Regions from separate parts of the Homo sapiens genome. Here region 2 is linked to region 1. Evidence: chromatin contacts called from ENCODE Hi-C data. All regions are on one chromosome and are shown on one strand. The core of a region is the stretch at or near the end of the contact, and the rest is flanking DNA. Distances in the headings are between cores, read along the strand shown.

Region 1 (3,198 bases), core at 396-2,895:
CATCTCTACAAAAAAAATGCAAAAATTAGCTAGCTAGTCGTGGTGGTGCATGTCTGTAATCCCAGATACTCGGAAGGCTGCAGTGGGAGGATGGTTTGACCCAGGAGGTGGATGTTGCAGTGAGCCAAGATGGTACCACTGAACTCCAGCCTGGGCAACAGAGCCAGACCCTGTCTCATATAATAATATTAATTTATATTAATATAATTAATAACAGTAATATTATTAATTAATATAATAACAGTAACATTATTAATTAATATAATTAATATCAGTAACAATATTAATTAATATAATTAATAATATTATTATATTATATAATAATAATATAATAAATAAAAATAAAATAAAATAAAGAGAGAATCTGTGTGAACTGGCCAAATTGCTTAACCTTCCCAACATCAGCTCCTGGGTTAAATGGAACCTGGCACATAGCAAATATTTAACAAAAAGCAGTAAAAATGCTAGCTGACAGGTGCGCAGGACACCATGCTAAGCACTTCAATCATTCATCAAGGTAAATCCTTGCAACATAAGACAACCTATTACTGTCTTCAACTTGTACATGAAGAAATGGAGACTTGATGAAGTCAAATCACCAGACCAAAGTTATAAAAGCAAGGCAGGTGAGGGTAGGCCTTGACCCCTAGTTGTCTGCACTCGGGGCCCAACTTAACCATTAAGTGTTTCCTTTCAACTTTTACTTCTCCACTGCCAGTCATCCCAGGAAAGTAGGTTCTGACCACTGAAATGGCAAAAAAAAAAAAGTGTCCAGCATATTAATGAAGCCCTTTAAAAATATAAGGTATTCCTTGGTTTGTGTTCTATCCATAAATGACTGTGGTTATTTAAAATACATGTATCAGAGAGTTGCTTATCAAAGCTACCTAAGGCTCAATTACCACCCTTGAATAAGAGGTCAGGGTTAAAAGCAAAATATTCAAAAAGATAAATTTGGATCTGAAAAGGGAAAGATGACAAAACAGTTTGCTGGACAAGATGTCTGGTACCTTTGGCCACTTTTCAATGAAATAGAAGGGAAAAGATGTTGAGGTCACTGAGAAAACAATTTAAGTGGGCCAGAAAGAGACAGAGTGTGTGTGATAGCTCCTTTTTACTTGCAGAATGAGGCACTGATCTATTCTGAGGGAGTCAAAAGCTTAATAATGAAGGGGAGGAAAGGGGTGTTTCTTACACCACAGCTACATCCACTAAATTGGGACACTGAACTTGACACTTTTGACATAGTGACACATTGGCCCTGGCTCATGGCATCATTTTGTGTCAAGTATTAGTACAAATGCCGACACTCATGCACCGAAGGAGCATTTGATGTTTCCATAAGTGCTTTCCGACTTGGCACTGGGAAAAAAAAAAAAAAAAAAACGAGTATAACAAACATCACTGTGATTGCTATACTTCTCAAAGAGCTTGCAAAGTTGCCTCCAGGTGGACCTGCTTGTTTCCTTGCATATCAGTGGGCTGCAACACGCATGGAGTTTACTACTTTTTGTATTTCTATTTGGCTGGAAGCAGGAGGGACTCAGAGTTCTCCTCTTGAAGCTGTCTGGAAGGGATCCAGTGTTGGAATCCGGGAGTGAGGGAACAACTGGGGAAAATGGTAGTGTATAAATAGATGTAGGCTTGGGGCATGGGCTAAAAATATAGATCTCTGGCCTCTCTGCCCCAAGGTTTTGATTCAGTAAGCCTTTAGGGGAGTCCAGCAACTTGTGTTTTGACTAAGATGTAAGTGACCTTGATGATTAGCCACACATGACAACTACTGGTGTGGTGAGAAGAAGGCTGGACTGAGACTCCAGACTGGGTGCTGGTCCAAGTTCTGGCACCTACTGGTTATAGGATCTCTGGCAAGACACTTCCCAGTTTCTTCAGCTACTTTTGTTTTTCTCAAATGGTAGAGTGGGGAGGGAGAAAGCTTGGGAAAGATCTCCAAGGACTTTTGGCTCCATCAGCCTAGAATGGGGTGTTAGGATTAGCAGCTACCACGGTACATAATTAGGACCAGAGATCTTGAAGTCAACCACGCCTGGACTCAAATTTTAGCACTGTACTTTCTAGTAGTTAGACTGCTGACAACTAAAGTAATTTCTCTGAGACACATTATATAATTTCTCAAAGTCTCAGTTTCCTCAGCTAAAATGCAGATGATAATAACAGTGCCTGTGGCATAGCTTTCTGTGAGTTTTAAATGGGCAGATAGTACATGAAGAATGCTGAAGGCAATGCCCTGAGGAGTCCTCAGTACCTGTTAGTTGTGAAAGCCCCTGACAAGGTCAACCAGAGGAGCCATCTGCCTTCCCCTGGAACTACTGTGATTAATGAGGCTGATGAAGGTAACCCTGGCTGAGCAACTTCCTTGGGCTTCTCCTTTTATCAAGAGAAATTCACAAGAAATAAGCTTTTCTGGAGAGAATAGCATAAGAGAGAGAGGTGTTAAAGAGTATCTCTTACGAAGAAATCCAGAAACAAATTAGAGAAGGGTGCTATACCATCTACACCACGTGTATCAAAGCCTGGTTCAGGGACCACCTGCTTTAGAACCAACTGGGGCACTCAAAGTAGCACATTCCGGTCCCTATTGGAACAGGCTCCCAGGGGAGTGGGTCCAGTAGTCTGTATTTCTCGGAAGCTACTGAAGAGATTTTTCTAAAAACAAGGTTAGAGAATCATTGGCAAATATTGTCAGTGAGCCAACACTCTGCCTCAATTCTCCAACATGTATTTACCCAGAAAACTACAAACAAACAAAAACAATGACTACAAATGCATTTATGCATGTGTGCATTTACCAAGAATCTAAACTTCCTACACTTGTGTCATCTCCAATGGGTTCCAAGTGGGTGTCCAATTTCTGCATAATTCATGACTCCCCAGAGAAACAAACATGAACCAAGGGCTGGCTACTTAAGGATCTGGACTATGTCAACGTCCTTAGAATGGCAGCATGGTTTACGAAAATTAACTACAAAAATAATGTGTCTTCAGGGCACCTCTCTTTCCCCACCCTTTCCCTCCTCCCCATCTGACTTCCCCACCCATTCCCACTCCTTTCCCTTTTTGTTCTCTTTTCTCACACTCTTCTTCAGATTTATTTTCCCTTCCATCCCTTTCTCTCTGCCACTCTTGCCTCCTCTTATTCTTTGCCCTGTCTACCCTGTAACTTTCTTGTCTTCTCTC
Region 2 (3,023 bases), core at 302-2,801, 590 kb before region 1:
TCTTAAAGATATCCTGCTGCCAGTCCTGTCCCAGGTCCCTCCTCCAAGTACAACACTTGGAAGAAAAAAGAAAATCGCTGGCTGAAAATCCTGACCTTCTACCAACAGGACAGAATGTGTGCCTTCTCATTCTAGGTCTTATGCAGAGGAAGCAATGAGAAATGCTGGCTCTCCACTTTTCTTTCAGCATTAACTTCAGGCTCTTCTATTAGCTACTTGTTTAAAGATTGTAGGACACAAGTAAATGCACACCTGTTGTCACAGAGATCCACCCTAAGAGGTCTAGTCACTCTTCAGCTACTCAAGAAGTATCCAAGATTCCATTCATTCATCCATCTCCCCAACCAGACTTTTGGCCAAGCCCCGTTCGGAAAAAACCAATGTTGTCACAGATTGCTGTGCTAGTAATTGTAAAGCAGTTGTAAGGTTTAGCTCGGCTTTGGGCTGAACCAGTCTCTCAAATGCAATGACATTGTACTGTGTGTTTTCTAAATGCTGTACATAAAACAAGGTATAGCTTTCCTATGAGAGGAAAAAATCTATACTGCAATAGAGTTGATAAAGAAGAACCAAAACTGAAGAGGAACACTAAGATCCCTGTTGTGCTGAAAATTTTTAAAACTTTGATTTTTATAAAAAGCTCTTTTGCAGTAAGGTGTAAAATAAAACCAAGAGATCAATGAAATAAAATTCACACCATCATGTCTCTGTCCTTTAAGAAGAATTTTGAGTAAACTGCCATTTTCTGTTACTTTTTTATTATCTATGTTTCCTAAAATACAGAAGTGTTTTTTGAGAGTAAAACTGCAAATTACTTCAAGTGAGAAAATTGGAAATGATTATAGAAACAGAATTACAAATGTTGATCCAGCATAATTCTAGGCAAATATATCACTGACAGTCAAATCCCAGATAATGACAGTCAAACTCCTATATAAAAGATTTTAGAAACCCATACACACATATCTGTTTCGACACTCTGAAAGTGTCATCCAACGTAGAAACTTCAAACTCTGATTCCCTCCTAAAATGAGAGCCATTTTCTACTATTAAAAAACAACAACAACAAAAAACTCCCCATTAAAACTCTTGCGAAGTGAAGCAAAACACACAGACAGTTTCATCTGAAATTATCTTCCTTGCCAGTGAACGGCCCTTCCACGCAGAAAGGAAAAGTTACAGATGGTTGGAGCAGGGTGACAACATAAGGAATTCACATACTCCTCTTTACACAATAACGTTGCCAGCTAAATCCTAACTTTCAAAAGAAGTCTCTCTGCCCTGCTGAAAATCAGACCTTAAAGGGGGAAAAGCACAGATTGGAGCCCCATGCCAACTGTTTACATGACGGAGTTCTAACTTGCTAATTCACACACACACACATGCACACACTAAAAACTCGGAGTGCCTGCAAATACAGCAGGCAGATAGCTTAGAAAGTGAACAGACGCGTGCAAACGCAAGAACTGAACAGTACCCTACCTCTCTTGTCCGTTTCACAAACCGGCCGATGAAAACCGCCCGCGATCCCAGGGCGTGCTGAGCAGCTCTGAAGGAGGTGGCCACTCGGCCCGCTGAGTGTGTGCAGGCCCAGCCTGCGCTCAGAAGCTGCCCCAGTCAGATTTTCCAACTGCAGAACTGCAGCCAAGTCCCTGCCCATGCCTGAAGAATTTCCTGAACAGCATTCCCGTTCTTTTTCTGACTGCTTTGAAACCGTACTCCGTACTTCAATATGGCTTTGTCAGACCGACTCACAGCTACTGGGCTGTCTCCAGCTATCAATGGGAAACACATGTGTCAAGCACAGGCCGACTCCCCTGCAACAGCGCTCATGGTGTCTGCCGGGCTCATACTCACAACCAGAAAGAAAACTGCTTCTACAACCAATTCTGATTTTTCAGCCATTCTCCACACAGCCTCTGCTCTGTAGTGCTAGATGCTGGAGATAAGTCCTCTCTTTCTTCTGCTCAACACTGCTCCTTTTTCACTTGCTCCTTACACTTGAGTCCCCAGCTGACCCCTGTCAGCCCCCTGAGCTCTTGCCAGTCCTGATAACAAGCTTATTACAGCTGAGAGATGTAAATTCTAATTTGATCTCCCTACCTGCCGCTTCCTAAATCTTTGCTCAAAATTTCAATTGCTTGAGGGGGAGCAATATTTTTAGCATTTCCACACTGGTACAGTTCTTCGGAGCTGTCCCCTCAACCTGATATGTACATTTTTTGCTGCAGCAACTAAAAATAATGCAATTATTTTTCAGGCACTTTTGTTGCTCTCTGTTCTGCAACAGTGCTGGTCCAAAAATGTAACATTTTATAGGCTGTTGGAATGTGTGTTATGGTTATGGAAAATAGAAAAGAGAAAAGAATGTACTTTGAATCAGAATGCGTCCTAATTCTGTGCACCTGTGATTATTTCTGGATGACACTCCCTCAAGATGCCCTGTGTACATTCTGCTGGATTTGATGCTCTACCTTTGACATTTTCCCTTTCCATGCAACAAGAGGAAACCTCAAAACAGGAGGACACCCCTCTTCTCCCACACTGAAAAACCCCCATATCTAAAGAGCCAGAGCAAAGTTGTCAAGGTAACATTGTAGAAAAGAGGTGATTTAAAGAGAGAGGAGCATTTGTTTTGAACTGTTTCTTTTTTCTGTTTTTGGTATTAACATTTTACTTCCAAAAATCACACCCCATTGGCAACTTATTCTAAAGAACTGGCTTGCCAGATTTTAAGTGTTGTATGTTCTTGAGGGGATGTTGTAAGTAATAGGATTCGGTGGGGTCGTGAGTTTAGCATCAAATTACACTGGGCACTTTGAGCAGGATTAGATTTTCGCCTTGGGAAGCAGTGGGGTGGGAGGCGGTGTGGGGAGGTGTGTGTGCACATCTAAGGTCAAGATGCAATTACAGAATCAGATCTTTGGAGTTGGAGACACCCCAGAGATCATCCAATCCAAATTGTTTCCACCCTTCATTTTACAGAGGGAAGTAGAGGCCCAGACAAATGAGATGACTTGTCC

Evidence for each region. Hi-C counts contacts between places; a loop is a spot of excess contacts on that map. Pooled maps may share reads with other maps.
Region 2: a map of heart right ventricle shows a loop between it and region 1 (20-fold over the local background). The contact joins the promoter of SGCD here to the enhancer-like site in region 1. A Hi-C loop is called at or near these places in 4 of 168 maps with a recorded cell type or tissue (IMR-90, Right ventricle myocardium inferior, heart left ventricle and 1 more) and 8 of 50 pooled maps.

Annotation. Positions count from the first base shown.
Region 1 is chr5:155,731,203-155,734,400 of GRCh38, reverse strand. It overlaps a transcript of SGCD not described here. Among named protein-coding and RNA genes, the nearest start is that of SGCD, 590 kb to the left of the region's middle. Within about 2 kb of position 1,645, at least 2 of the 41 ENCODE cell types and tissues checked have a DNase peak (open chromatin) inside an H3K27ac peak, as active enhancers do; they include heart right ventricle, where a contact is called at or near this core.
Region 2 is chr5:156,325,692-156,328,714 of GRCh38, reverse strand. It overlaps SGCD (sarcoglycan delta), which reads right to left and starts at 1,551. Exons shown (of 9, transcript NM_000337.6): 1 at 1,483-1,551. The region is part of intron 2 of LOC124901120 (a long non-coding RNA gene); the gene reads left to right.